2 separate regions of the Homo sapiens genome follow, and region 2 is linked to region 1. A link is an interaction called in ENCODE POLR2A ChIA-PET data of the cell type or tissue named here. Cell type or tissue: MCF 10A. All regions are shown on one strand.

What was found. ChIA-PET counts read pairs that join two places held together with the same protein. Peaks named below come from ENCODE experiments on the same cell type or tissue, not always from the same donor. Only the 100,000 strongest peaks of a DNase experiment are listed, where the experiment ranks them.
Region 2: POLR2A ChIA-PET joins it to region 1 with 5 read pairs; 11 of 35 experiments call an interaction of 5 or more read pairs at or near these places.

The regions. Positions count from the first base shown.
Region 1 is chr15:60,403,636-60,411,635 of GRCh38, forward strand. It overlaps the pseudogene RPS10P22. Among named protein-coding and RNA genes, the nearest start is that of ANXA2, 9.6 kb to the left of the region's middle. RefSeq lists an enhancer at 3,403-4,602. In MCF 10A, no CTCF peak of the experiment used is centred here; DNase peaks (open chromatin) are centred at 4,006, 4,976 and 5,736.
Region 2 is chr15:59,680,605-59,688,604 of GRCh38, forward strand. BNIP2 (BCL2 interacting protein 2) reads right to left here. Exons shown (of 10, transcript NM_004330.4): 2 at 1,804-1,910. The coding sequence starts at 1,853. Among named protein-coding and RNA genes, the nearest start is that of BNIP2, 4.7 kb to the right of the region's middle. In MCF 10A, no CTCF peak of the experiment used is centred here; a DNase peak (open chromatin) is centred at 7,917.

The DNA of each region.
Region 1 (8,000 bases):
ACGATATGATGTATAAAACATTATGAAAACTGATTTGGCTACAGATGCCCACTCTGTCAAGATCATTCCTATATTAACCCACTGGAATATTGGGATGCTTCCTGAGGTGTAAGCATCTTATTCTTAACTCAGCACATTTTACTGCATTTATACATTGGCATGTCAGAGAATGAATATTTCAAACCCTATCAGCCTATTGTTTCTTCCAACAGCATTTTTCCATCTAATTTTGTAGAAAATACAAATATTTAGCTGCTAAGTGTCTGTTATCAATAGAAAAAAAACCCTAATTCTGCAATACAATACGTATTTCTTAGCCATAGAGCCTATTCAAAATAGGACAGTATTTTTCATGAAATAAAATATTTTGAGTGAACATGAAAACACACAAAAACATAGCTGCATTTTGAATGTTTTTATCTTCATTAAGTGTCTATTGAAAGTATTTTGGGTGTTTTGAATTTTTTTTAACTTTGAATTAGTCTTCAAAGTTAAAAAATGGAATTAGTCTTCAAAGTTAAAAAATTCAAAACACCCAAAATACATTCAGTAGACCCTTAATAAAGATAAAAGCATTCAAAATGCAGCTATGTTTTTGTGTGTTTTCATATTCACTCAAAATATTTTATTTCATGAAAAATACTGTCCTAACTGCTTGGGAGACTGAGGCAGGAGAATCGCTTGAACCCGGGAGGCGGAGGTTGCGGTGAGCCGAGATTGCGCCACTGCACTCCAGCCTGGGCAACAAGAGCGAAAAACTCCGTCTCAAAAAAAAAAAAAAGTCTCCTTTTTTTCCAGCCCCGGCCCCAGACGCTACAGCCGCCGAAATGTTGATGCCTAAGAAGAACCGGATTGCCATTTATGAACTCCTTTTTAAGGAGGGAGCCATGGTGGCCAAGAAGGATGTCTACACGCCTAAGCAGCCAGAGTTGGCAGACAAGAATGTGCCCAACCTTCATGTCATGAAGGCCATGCAGTCTCTCAAGTCCCGAGGCTACATGAAGGAACAGTTTGCCTGGAGACATTTCTACTGGTACCTTACCAATGAGGGTATCCACCATCTCCGTGATTACCTTCATCTGCCCCCGGAGATTGTGCCTGCCACCCTATGCCACAGCCGTCCAGAGACTGGCAGGCCTCGGCCTAAAGGTCTGGAGGGTGAGTGACCTGCAAGACTCACAAGAGGGGAAGCCAACAGGGATACCTACAGATGGAATGCTGTGCTCCCTGGTGCTGACAAGAAAGCCGATGCTGGGAGTGGGTCAGCAACCGAATTCCAGTTTAGAGGCAGATTTGGTCGTGGACATGGTCAGCCATCTCAGTAAAATTGGAGAGGATTATTTTGCATTGAATAAACTTACAGCCAAAAAAAAAAAAGTCAAACAGAATAATATGACTAAATTGATTCTATTTATGTTAATATTTATGTGTATTCACACATTTATGTGTATATTCATATATGTCTGCATAAGTAGGTTCATGTAAGCACATATGTAAATATATGGAAGTATGTACACCAAAGTGATATTGGTCAGCTTTGGGAAAAGTATTTGTTCAGGAGAGTGTTCACCTTTACTACATATGCTTGTTTGCATTGTTTGATTTTTGTTAACAGTTAATAGAGACACCTTCTATAGTTTTAAAAAGAGTTGAAAAAAAAAAGACATATAGCCAGCGAAAAGAAGGGCTGTCTTCTTACACTTAAGATTATGACAGGTCATGCCAGGCTTTGGGGAAAACTTGAATCTTTTTGATGGTATTTTTCATGTATATTTAAGAAAACAATAATTTAAAAATCTATAAATAGAGGAAAAGATGGACATCATAGCACTCTCTGCTGACAAAGAAAACACTCAATATTGTAACATCTCATGTGATTTTGTTTCTTCTAGTTATAATCTATGAGAATACAACTTAGGCAGAGCCAATGCTTATATATTTCATACAATGCATGAAGAAAAAAAGCTTGCTAAGCAAATTAATATAATAAATAAGATAACTCGTGGCATGAAGTTTATGGGAAGGGTAGAGCACATTTCTTTGTTCATATAAGCTTTGTATTGTTTGTATTACATCTTTTATCTCTTGGTACTATGACTGTTTATGTTTCAGGTTGCACCATCAAACTAGGAGCTCCTTGTTCATCTTTGTAACCCCAGCGTGGGGCTCATAACATGCTCTCCATGTTGAGAGACCTGACGTTGTTGGAGTGGACTCTATTACTGGATACTCTGATATTCATCATAGAACTCAGGAGGCTTGGGCTCCGGTCCTAGCTCCTATATAAACTGGGTGTACTTGTACATGTCACTTAAGCTCTCTGGTCCTGTTCCTCACCTGGAAAATAAGGGTCTTTGACTAAAAAATTATCAAATTCTGTTTTAGCTCAAAAACTTGATCCTTAATATGCAAATGTAATAATTTAAGCACATTAATCATATACATGCACATCTATATTGCCAAACACAGACAAGATTTATCTGTTCACTGAAAAGGCCCAATAGGATTTCTAAATGGAAGTACTTTGAATAATAAAATTAAACCTTTTTACAAGTAGATCAATAGATCATTTTTACCAAATATGATTGGCCTTCTTTCTCTGAATTCCTTTTTTGTTCAAATTAGGAGGGGTATCCCTGTGTAATTGAATACATGCATATAAAGTTGTTGCTTTCATTCAGACTCTTTGGATTGTGGGGCCCCAGCATGTATTTAGCTCCTAGATTATTTAAACATATAGCTGCAATTGAGAAATATCACTTTAAAGTAAAATAAAGCTGTGTCGAATATCATTAAGATAATTATAACAGGCAACTGTTAAATGTCCATATGTTGCAAAGGAACTTAGGTTTCTAATAAAGTGAACCTGTGATAACATACTTAGGTGACTAAATATGGGTATATACACTAAGGACACACTTAAAGCTATCACTAGCAATAGAGTGCAAATATTCCTCCCCACTCTTCAGGGAGTGTTGGCAAGCAGCAAGCAGAATGGAACCCAGTTTTGTAACCCAAGAGGCCAGAGCTGGTATATGGTTGCTTTGGGAGAACATGAGAAGTTGGAGTACAGCTAAGCTAGATACCAAGGGAGAAGCCAAGGGCACTCTGATCTGTTAAAAAGTCTGAAATACAAGAGCAGAATTTAAACAGAGGGGGAAGCCAAGTTCTATGGCTGGAAGAACACAAATGCAAGTAGGAGGGAAGCAAGGAGGGAGGGGACAGGCTGCAGCTGGGGCTGGGGTGGCATCCATTGCCTCTGTGACCATGATGCTGGGAGATTGGGTGAGGTTGGAATGAATCGCTGGCATGCATACTAAATCATCTCTGCCATTTCTTCAAACAATGCAAAAAAGAGAAGAATAGGAAGGAGAAGGAGGAGGAAAGGAAGAAGACAGTGGAAGAGAACATTGTGAGGGAGGATACCGTGACATTGTGATACAGAGAGCAGTGAAGGGAGAGGTTTATACTCCTGACTACAGCATAATGACATTTTTTCACATCTAAATTTTAGTTTTTACTTTCTGAGCCAGTTAATATAAAAATACATACATAAATAAATTTTAGTTTCTTAGCATCTGGAGAACAGAATATTTTGGCCCAGATCATCTGTAAATTCCTTGCTAGCTCTTACATTTGTAAGACCCTGCTAAAACAGTCTCAAATTCTGTAAGACTCAGTTAAAACAATCACTGAGAGATTCATAAACCAACTTTATTACTCAGGTAGTAGAATTTTAGTTCAACTACTTAACATTTTGGCATCTGGTTTTCCTGGGGTTTTTGGTAAGAAGGCCTGATTGCTTTCTAATAGGGTGGGGTCTCAGAATTGTGTTAGAAGCAAAAGGCAAACAGATGGGTAAGCTGCTCTAATCAGCTCAAGCTGGAAAAACAAACAAACAAAAAAACCAAAAAAACCTCTTTTCTCTTAAAATGAGAGGTTGGTCTTCCCCAAATTCCAATGCTCCACTCCCTGATTTGGAGATGAATCAGATGACTTCACTGGTCTTCCCCTTCTCTGATTTCTATGATTCATCAGCTAAAGCAACTAGGGAGGGGGAAGAAGAACCCTTCCAGTATTCAGGTTATATTGCAGCTTAAAAGGAAGGAATCTAAGGAAAAACTGTTAGAATTGTAAAATAATGAAGAAACAAACTTATAATACTCCTAACTAAGACATATTTTTAAAGAGGACTCCCTATTCTGGTAATTATCAATTACATGGACTTGGCTGTTTATCAATTGTTTTATAAATATTTTTCTATGAAATCAGTAAAAAAGAAAAAAGAACGCATCGTAGAGATAAAAACCTTGTTTCAGGCTGGACGTGGTGGCTCACGCCTGCAATCCCAACACTTTGGAAGGCCAAGGTGGGAGAATTGCTTGAGGCCAGGAGTTTGAGCCCAGCCTGGGCAAAAAGGCAAGATCCCATTGTTACAAAAAAAAAAAAAATTAGTTGGGTATGGCAGTGCACATCTGTAGTCCCAGCTACTCAGGAGGCTGAAGCAGGAGGATAGCTTGAGCCTATGAGTTTGAGGCTGCGGTGAACTATGATTCCCACCACTGCACTCCCCCATGGATGACAGAGTAAGATCCTGTCTCTAAGAAGAAAAAAAAAAAAAGATAAAAAGAAATCTAATTGGTTTTGACCATCTGAAAAAGCTGCCAGTATCTACCTGATTATAATAATCAAGGAACCCCCAAGAGTCATTCAATTTAACAAACATTGAGTATCCACTAAATGCCAAGCCAGGCAGGGCTACACAGCACATATAATAGGAAGAAACATCAAACTCCACCTTAAGGACTAGTGGAAGTTAATATGTAATGATAATTTGACAAATGCATCAGATATGAAATCTAAGTGCCAGGAGAATACAATAAGAGAATGACTAATTCTGTCAAGGAACAGTTCACCATTAGAGAAAGGAAGTAAGCCATTCCATCTTGGCCAATGCATTAAAGTTGCTCATAGTTAGTTGAAGCCATTGCACAACCATGAAAGAGGAAATGTAACATAAACCAATGTATTCTCTATCAGCAGGAAGTGGCAATGTAGAGAGGTGTGACTGTTTATTTTTAAACAAACCATCCAGTATAAAAACAGGTGAAGAGAATTAGTCATTAGAGAAGGTAGGTATTTGATTAATGCCACCATTGTGAAGATAGTTTTGGAAACCCTCTGCTTAAGTATTTCCCTCAAAGCTGAAGGCAAATTCTGGTCACTTGAGAGGAGTTTTGAGGAAGAGCTAGCAGTCATTCTGGACCAGGGCTGGTGATTAAGAGGGGAAAACATAGTAGCAGAAGAGGATACTGATTTGATCAGGCCCTCATTTGATAACACTGTTCAGTGAACTCAGCAAGATTTATTTTCTGGTTGTAAAAAATATTTAATCATTCTGATATGAGGGCTGAAGTGGATATCTATCAGTCCAATCAAGATTTTGGACTTCCTGAAATACTCAATATTCAAAATCATGTGATATTATTTAAAAGTAATAATTTGGTGAGGGTAAAAATGTTCAAAAATGTAGTGAACTGAAATGGAATATTCAATGATAACATGAATAATGTACTTATACAGCAAAAAAGAGTTTAAAAATCCAGTATTCCCACAAGCAAGGGAATAGCTAAGTGTGATGTGGTTTCCAATGAATGACATCAGCCCTATGTAAGTCTCCACAGGAACAGGCTAACATCTGCCATCCCCTTTCTCTTCCAAAACCTGTGGTATTCTTGTGGGCATTCTGGATAACTGGAACAAGCTGAAACATGAACCCAGACAACAAAAGAGTTAAGAAGGTACAGACAGGCCGGGCGCGGTGGCTCACGCCTGTAATCCCAGCACTTTGGGAGGCCGAGGCGGGTGGATCACAAGGTCAAGAGATCGAGACCATCCTGACCAACATGGTGAAACCCCATCTCTATTAAAAGTATAAAAATTAGCTGGGAGTGGTGGCGGGGGCTGTAGTCCCAGCTACTAGGGGGGCTGAGGCAGGAGAATAGCTTGAACCCGGGAGGCGGAGGTTGCAGTGAGCTGAGATCACGCCATTGCACTCCAGCCTGGGCAACAGAGCAAGACGCCGTCTCAAAAAAAAAAAAAAAAAAAAAAAAGGAAGGTACAGAGTTAGTGGATGCAGGGTTGGACCTGAGACATCTGCATCTGCCACTCACCCAAGCCAGTCCTCAAAGATGTTGACCCCTCTCCTAGGGCTGCAGCTACTCTTCCTTCATAAACAGAAATCATATCTTGGAATAGTCAACATTGCTTCTGTTAGTCTACTAATAAATTATGTATATTATAAAATTATCTGCCCTGTTTTGTTAAAAAAAACATGAAGCCCTTATACCCTTAATATCTAATTAAAAAGGAATGGCAGAGAGGTAGGGGAGAATGGCCTGGGACCCACATGGGCTGACAGTACAGGTCTCCATATTACCATTTTGTTTTAACTGTTTTTTTTTTTTTTTTGGTGTTTTTCGTGTTTTTTGAGATGGAGTCTCACTCCGTTGCCCAGGTTGGAGTGCAGTGGCGTGATCTCAGCTCACTGTAACCTCTGCCTCCCGGGTTCAAACAATTCTCCTGCCTCAGCCTTCCAAGTTGCTGGGATTACAAGTGCCCGCCACCATGGCTGGCTAATTTTTGTATTTTGAGTAGAGATGAGGTTTCACCATGTTGGCTATGGCTGGTCTCAAACTCCTAACCTTAAGTGATCCACCCGCCTTGGCCTCCCAAGGTGTTGGGATAACAGGCGTGAGCCACTGCGCTGGGTTTGTTTTAACGTTTAAGCCCAATTTTCTCTTTCAAGGCTGCAGCATCTTTTTTTTTTTTTTTTTTTTAAGACAGAGTTTCGCTCTTGTTGCCCAGGCTGGAGTACAATGGCATGATCTCAGCTCACCACAACCTCAGCTTCCTGGATTCATTCAAGCGATTCTCCTGCCTCAGCCTCCTAAGTAGCCCACCACCACGCCCAGCTAATTTTGTATTTTTAGTAGAGATGGGGTTTCTCCATGTTGGTCAAGCTGGTCTCGAACTCCCAACCTCAGGTGATCTGCCCAACTCAGCCTCCCAAAGTGCTGGGATTACAGGTGTAAGCCACCGAGCCTGGCCTTTTTTTTTTTTTTTTTTTTTTTTTTTGAGACAGAGTCACACTCTGTTGCCCAGGCTGGAGTGCAGTGGCGCCATCTCAGCTCACTGCAACCTCTGTCTCCCGGGTTCAAGCAATTCTCCTGCCTCAGCCTCCTGAGTAGCTGGGATTACAGGCACGTGCCACCATGCCCAGCTAATTTTTTGTATTTTTTGTAGAGATGGGGTTTCACCATCTCTACAGGCTGGTCTCGAGCTCCTGGCCTTAAGTGATCTGCCCACCTTGGCCTCCCAAAGTGCTGGGATTACAGGCGTGAGCCACCAACCCCAGCCCAACATCTTTTTTTTTTTAATTTTAATTTTTATTAGAGATGGGGGGTCTCACTATGTTGCCTAAACTGGTCTCGAACTTCTGGGCTCAAATGATCCTTCATGAATAATTAAAAATTTGTTTTTGTAAAGCCAGGGTCTCCCTGTTGCTCAGGCTGGTCTTGAACTTTTGCTCAAGTGATCCTCCTGCCTCAGTCTCCCAACATGTTGGGGTTATAGGCATGAGCCACTCCTGGCCAGAGCCACTGTACCTGGTTCGACTTTAAAAAGGTTAGGAGAAAGACCAGCTAGACAAAAAGTAGCATTTAAAGAGTTATCCGGCCAGGCGTGGTGGTTCATGCCTGTAATCCCAGCACTTTGGGAGGGCTAGGCGGGTGGATCACAAGGTCAGGAGATCGAGACCATCCTGGCTAACACAGTGAAACCCTGTCTCTACCAAAAAAAATACAAAGAAATTAGCTGGTCATGGTGGCGGGTGCCTGTAGTCCCAGCTACTAGGGAGGCTGAGGCAGGAGAATGGCGTGAACCTGGGAGGCGGTGCTTGCAGTGAGCCGAGATCACGCCAGTGCGCTCCAGCCTGGGTG
Region 2 (8,000 bases), 720 kb before region 1:
TACCCAGGCTGGCCTTGAACTTTTGGGCTCAAACGATTCTCGTGCATTGACCTCCCTAAGTGTTGGGATTACAGGCATGAGCCACTGTGCCCAGCCTAGCAGTGTTTAAGATAAAGTCTCAGCCTTCTGAGTAGCTAGGACTACAGTGGCACACCAACATGCCCAGCTAATTTTAAAAGTTTTTTTGGTAGAGACCGGATATTGCTATGTTGCCCAGGCTGGTCTCAAGCAATCCTTCTGCCTCGGCCTCCCAAAGCACTAGGATTATAGGCGTGACGTGCTATGCCTGGCTACACTTTCAAAGTAAAAATTCTGACTGTCAGAGCTGACTTATACACTTATTATATATAAGTAACACATAAAAGTAGATATAAATTCCTTATGCAACAGCTCTTATACAATTATAAAACATGTAACAATTTTAAACAAATATGACTGAAATGCACAAATATAATGTGATGTATGATGCAATGTATGAAGCTCAATTTTTACTCACGAGACTACAGTAACAATGGTTCAATTCTTCTGAGATCAGCATTCCTATATTTACTATCACCACCATATGCAACAGTGACTCAGGTCTCCGATCAGCTGTCCAACTGCTAAGCTATCCAACTGCTAAGGCACCTGATTATGCACTAGGATGTCTTCTGACAAGTACGGCACGGAAGCACTATTTAAACTTAAGGTCTGCCTTTGCTCTCTTTTTCATTAGCCTACCTGGTGCCAATATAATTGTAAATACAAATGCAAACATGTCAAGGTGGCTGGCCAGATAAGCTAGAAAATCCTTATTAATTTACTTAGTAAGGTTTTTTTTTTTTTGGTGGGGGGGAACCCACAAATTTTTTTTTTTTTTTTTGAGATAGAGCCTTGCTCGGTCGCCCAAGCTGGAGTGCAGCAGCGCGACCTTGGCTCACGGCAACCCCTGCCTCCTGGGTTCAGGTGATTCTTGTGCCTCTGCCTCCTAAGCAGCTGGGACTACAGGCGAGCGCCAAGCCTGGCTAATTTTTTGTATTTTTAGTAGAGACGGGGTTTCACCATGTTGGCCACGTTGGTCTCAAACTCCTGGCCTCAAGTGATCTGCCTATCTCGGCCTCCCAAAGTGCTGGGGTTACAGGCGTGAGCCACCGCACCTGGCCACAAAATTAAAGAAACATTTTAAAGACAACTAAAGACCTCCTTCTCTGAGGAATCCCTCAGATCTTGTTTAAATGAAAACAAAAACAAAACAAAACAAACAAACCACACTAAAACACTTTATTATAAAAGCAAAAATTTGCAAACTTAAGTGACCAAAACAAAAATGAAAGATTATAGAAGATTATATATATACTTGGTTGGAAAGTAAGATACAAGAGAATCAATCTAACTGTTCCGAAGAAACTTTACTTCCTAGTATCAAATGATCGCCTTGTATTACTGAGTTTCTCAGTGACATCTCAGCTGTGCAGTGGCTCACACCTGTAATCCCAGCACTTTGGGAGGCCAAGGCAGGCAGATCACGAGGTCAGGAGTTTGAGACCAGCCTGGCCAATATGGTGAAACACCGTCTCTATTAAAAATACAAAAATTAGCCAGGCGTGGTGGCGCACACCTATAGTCCCAGCTACCTGGGAGGTGGAGGCAGAAGAATTGCTTGAATCCAGGAGGCGGAGGTTGCAGTGAGCTGAGATCGCGCCACTGCACTCCAGCCTGGGCAACAGAGCAAGACTCCGTCTCAAAAAAAAAAAAAGTAACATCTCGATAAAGAAATTTTGAACTTTTGCTCTAAAATTGTTTTCTTTTAAAAGCATTGCTCACATCGGAAAATCTTCATCTTGCCATTCTTCTTTAAGTTCCACACCTTCCATCCTCAGCCTGGATTCAATGTCAACTACAAACTCTTGATAATCCAGGGAGCCAATGTCCTATGAAGAGAGAAAAATGTATAACTTAATTTCCACTTTACTTTTTATCCACTGAAAAGGCGTAATAATCTTATATATTAGTTCATACTTGATGTTTAGTACAATGGTCTGGTCATGAAATTCATTTACAGGGTTGCAATTTTTTTTTTTTTTTAAAGAAAAGAGAATACTCAGACTACATATATTCTGGGAAAGTTAAATACTGTTTATAGTAAGGATACTGTTCAGTGAAAATACTTGTTTTCAGTTGCATGTATAGTATCTCAGGTTATGATTGAAAATATATTTCATACTATGGATTATATTAAAAAATTTGAAGTGGGGTAAGAAATAAAAATGTTCTTTATTACAGACTCATAATTAAATTTTCTGTCCCTTGGATAGAGGTTGATTCTAGACCGTAAATAATAGTAAATCAATAATATTTAAACTCATGATTCAGCAGAGTCAGGTGGTGTGCTGTCTTTCATATTTCCTTCTCAATAGTTTGATGCCACAATTCCTGAGCCACTTAAAGAAGTCTATTCAATAACTTGTCCCGTAAATGAATTATGCAATCTTTTGATTTGTTTCATATCTATACTATGCCCTTCTCATATAGCTCGGCATATGTTTTCAAACACTGAACTTGGTGAATGCCCTTTTATGCAACTACGTATTTTAACATATGCCATGAACTTTAGTTTTAGTTTTTCCAAGGAATCACGTGAGTCCAATATCCTCATTTTAAAAGTAAGAAATCTAGAGATACTCCCTCTGGTGATGGAGTAAGAAATAGAAGTTGAGGTAAGGTAAAGATCAACTGGTTAACAATGCAACAAAACAGTGAAAACTATAGAAGGAAAGAGGTATACACGAGTATTTAGTTCATTTACATTCAAGTCAATAGATGTCTAAAGTTATTCAACAAACAGCAGTAACATATTTCTGTTCTTTTCTTTTCTTTTTGCAGTAACATATTTAAGAGATACGGAGCATCACTAGCAGTACTAAAAATAAAGTTAAAAGTCGTTGACACTAGGCCGGGCGCGGTGGCTCACGCCTGTAATCCTAGCACTTTGGGAGGCCGAGGTGGGCGGATCACTTGAGGTCAGGAGTTCAAAACCAGCCTGGCCAACACGGTGAAACCCAGTCTCTACTAAAAATACAAAAACATTAGCCGGATGTGGTGGCAGGCGCCTGTAATCCCAGCTACTTGGGAGGCTGAGGCAGGAGAATCGCTTGAACCTGGGAGGTGGAGGTTGCAGCGAGCCGAGGTCACACCATTGCACTCCAGTCTGGGTGACAGAGCAAAACCAGTAGCAGAGGAAAGAGGGTGAAATGCAGAAAATGACTAATGCTTTTCATAGTAAGTCCGTCTATACCATTTGATTTTTAAAACAATACTATCTGTGACTTTAAAAGATATTTATTAAATAAAATCAATTATGTCAGCCATTCACATCAACCAGTCTTCTAAAAGAAAAATGTGGTCATGTCCTATAGCTATCTTATCTGCTACGTCAACATTCAAAAGATGCACAAAGTTACAAAGAAAAAAGCCTTATGTTCCGTAATGACAAAATTACAATGGAAATATCCTGAAGTGTTAGATTTCACAAGGTAAACTAAATTTGTATCTCTGCCAAGGCTGGAAGACTCTCTTCCCAGTTTGAATTTTTACTTACCCTCAAGAGAAGGTTTTAAACATTCCCAAAAGGTTTCAATGTTTGATGATACACTTGTTACCACAGAAAAAAAATGGTAGATGCTGACTTTTCCACACCAACTTATTTGCTTGAAAAAGTCATTTACATATAGGAGTAAGGTTTTTAATTCTCTGGGAAAACAATGATCTAGGCAGTTTTTATAAGTTAATGAAAAACATTTAAAATAATCTTTACTTATTTAGCACTTTCTCTGTTGGGAGGGAAAAATAAACAAAAAGAGGGACACCTACCTTACCAAACAATCCCCTCTGTTTAGAACAGAAATAGTAGAAAGGAGCCCACAATTACAATCAACAAGCCCAAATGGTGAAAATACTTACTACTCTAGAATTACAATGCTCAAGTGAGACCAAAGCATGCTATGACTAAAGGCTGAAAACTGGTAAGTCTTTTCTAGATGTTTAATTTACTGTATTTCCCAATGTTTAACTTTTCTTAAGTCTTTGGTACTCACTCTAAAGCGAATGATGTATTTTCCTAAATTCAATAATCAGAAAAGCTTTCTATTATCTTGTCGTACCTTTTTATTGTGTGTTGAAAAACACACCAGGATGTTGTCTGGGTGTCTTTTTCAAATATCTCAAATACTCAGAAAAATATTTAGCATTTCAAAAATAAAAGCAGAAACTGAAAGTTGTACCCAATATATTCCCAACACCTACCATGGTGCCTAGCACATAACAGGCCTATAAAAATTAAGTAAATAATACTTACCTGTAGGGTATGGACACTGGTCAGCAAACCTTTGCTCAATCTCTTAGGCTTATTTTGCTTATTAAACTACATGAATAGGATTTGTCATGTGTTACCCCATAAAAATGTAACAAAAATATTCTGTGGGAAACTACACACCAGCAATATTAATTTCTATTTGTAAAATTGTTCCTCACTGGTAAGAGGAAAGGTTTATCTTGGGAAATTCTAGAAGACAATCCATTCCTTTCAGCTGCTTAACCAATGGAACAAGTTTGTCTCTGTGAAAACAGCTCCTTGAGGCCGGACGTGGTGGCTCACACCTGTAATCCCAGCACTTTGGGAGGCTGAGGTGGGCGGATCACCTGAGGTCAGGAGTTTGAGACCAGCCTGACCAAGATGGTGATACCCCGTTTCCACAAAAAATACAAAAAATCAGCCAGGCGTGGTGGCGCCTGCCTGTAATCCCAGCTACTATGGAGGCTAAGGCAGGAGAATCGCTGGAACCCCAGAGGTGAAGGTTGCAGTGAGCTGAGATTGCACCACTGCACTACAGCCTGGGTGACAAAGGGAGACTCTGTCTCAAAAAACAAAACAAAACAAACAACAACAAAAACTAAATAGCTCCTCGAAACACAGGCAGCCCAAGTCTTTCAGCTATCTCAGCCTATTTATTCCATTTTTACCTTAATATCATATTGAATCATGTGTTAATACCTCAGCACATAGACATGGATATTTAGTTTGAGGATAATCAATTATCTAGTTAAACAGAACTTGGGGAGAGAGATATAGATAGATTTACTCTACCATTTCATCATGAATTTTAGGGGAAAAGTACACTAGGTAGATCAAAACAATTTAAACAATTGAGGGAGTACTGTTTCTTGGAAGCACTTTATCATCAAACAGCTGTTAAGAACAGGAAACAAACAAGAAAGGAGTTAATATAACCACAACCTCTTCGAAGAAAATCAGGATACTGCTGACTCACAAGTTAACTGTTGTTGCTTCCCATTTCTTGTTCATGTATTTTTTTTTGGAAATTAGAATGGGAAATAACACTTTAAGATGATATTTGTTAAAATAACCTGTTGGCACAGGAATAACTTGATTTCTCAATAGATTGACTCTTGGTAGTGGTGGCACATCCTTATGCCACTTACTTGTTGCAGTCATAAAGATAAATTCAAAACAGTTGTTGACCTTAGGTTAAAAATCAAAGAGATAATTGATTCCTTCTGACATAGCTTCAAGGGGGAGGAGTACTGGTAAATCCAACCAGGATGAAGCAGCTTTCCCCAGGCAGTTTAGCAACATAAGCAAAAATTAAATGTTAAGATCACATTTAGGCCAGGCTCAGTGGCTCACTCCTGTAATCCTAACACCTTTGGAGGACAAGGTGGGAAGATGGTTTAAGCCCAGAAGTTCAAGCCTAGCTTGGGCAACACAGTGAGATCTGTCTCTACAATTTTTTTTAAGATCGCATTAGAACTGTTTAGATTATAACACAATTTTACACAGTGATTTTACTATATGCAGTTTAATACTGGTGCTGCAATAGGTGCCAGTAATGACCGTTTATGCGGAAATCAATTACAGTAGGCAGATGGAAACGCCCGGGCAAGCCTTTCACTTCCCCATTTAAACAAAAAGGTTTCATTCTAAACATTTATGTTCACTTTTTAACCAACAGCCTGTATGTTTAGGAGATCACCAAACATGCTTGAAAAAATCCTAGACATGTGCTTGTCATTGCTCCCATGAGGGTAGTTTTCAAACAATGAAATGAACTGCTCTATCAGAAATGTTAACACAAGCCGGGCATGGTGGCTCACACCTGTAATCCCAACACTTTGGGAGGCTGAGGCGGACGGATCACCTGACGTCAGGAGTTCAAGACCAGCCTGGCCAACATGGTGAAACCCCATCTCTACCAAAAATACAAAAATTAGCCAGGAGTGGTGGCACTGGCCTGTAATCCAAGCGATCAGGGAGGCTGAGGCAGGAGAATCGCTTGAACCTGGGAGGCAGAGGTTGCAGTGAGCCGAGATTGCGCCATTGCATTCCAGCCTGGGTGACAGAGCGAGACTGCATCTCAAAAAAGCTAAATAAAATAAAATAAATGTTAACACAAAATTTAGAGGAAAAACTAGAATGGTGCTGAGTTCTCTCGAAATTGTGAAAATAAATCAAAAGATGACTGTGCCACCTACAAAAGTTACATTTATTGTCACTATGCGGAACACACTTGAAAATGCTGAGATCTTTAAAAAGATAATCTACTAACTGATGTCTCAGTTTGTTGTAGTTAGAAATATTAGTTGCAATATAAAACTATAATCGTGGAATATTACTATCACCACATTATACTAGTATTCTGCTTTATAGGATGTAAACTTACTTCATAGGATGTAACATGACATCTTTTCATCCTTTTTTTTTTTTTTTTTGAGACGGAGTCTCACTCTGTCGCCCAGGCTGGAGTGCAGTGCTGCAATCTCGGCTCGCTACAACCTCCACCTCCCAGGTTCAAGTGATTCTTGTGCCTCAGTCTCCCGAGTAGCTGGGATTGCAGGCACGAGCGACCATGCCTGGCTAATTTTTGTATTTTTAGTAGAGATGGGGTTTCATAACGTTGGCCAGGTTTGTCTCATCTCATTGCTTTATCATTTTTTGCTCCTGACCTCAGGTGATCCGCCCACCTTGGCCACCCAAAGTAACAAGACATCTTTCAATCTATCAGCCCGGTAACTTACTAGATCTGGTTACATATACTTTCTCTGACACCTTCCTCCCTATTGTTCCTTCTACCAGCATTACTCCAGATAGAATGAACAGAACTTTTCCAGAGTGCTTTTCACATTTACTAACCACTTTTACATCCATCATCTCATGTTCCAACCAGCAACTTTGGGATGCATGACACTTGTGTTATCATCATTTTATCTTATATATGAGGCAATGACACTACATCCTGGTCCCCATATCTAGTCCGGAACTGTTTCTAATACAGCACACCGTCTCCAGTGCACTGGCAATTTTATACAGAAGAAGCCTGTAATGCCTGATTTGGCCGCACTTAGCTTCAAAGGGCTTGTAATGCCTGAAGACCATAATAGCACTGACTTATGATAATCTAGTTCAAGTTCCGTTTGCAGAAGTGGATCTGTCATACTTCCGGTCTAAGCCCAGCAGTATTAGGCTGCACTAGAGAATATGAAGACTAGGAATAGAGTTTAGAGAAAATGTAAACCAAAAAGAACTAAGAATATGTGCAAAATGATCAAGAAACTAGTCTGCAGGGGTAACTTAATTGGGTAAGGTCAGTTGTAACTTTGAGGAAACATCCATTTACAAATTACAGAATTTGTTTCTACAATTGCAGAGATTCCTATAAAATGTTAGAAAAACTACATTTAATTGAAAATACGAAATCAGGTATTAGGTGAAATAGAGATCCTAATCAAGAGAAGGTGAGAATGAAAAAAGCAACACTAAAATGCAATCACATAGTTTATTCAATTAAATAAATAGGAGGCACCGTAACTATCTTGATGCAACACCGGAAAAGCTGTTTCGTCAAAGAGCTCACAAGACACAGACAAGTAACTCTCCAGCGGCATGAAATGCATCCAGAAATCCAAACCATTTTGCCAGGTATTTAAACAGAAAGGGTTGTGTCTAG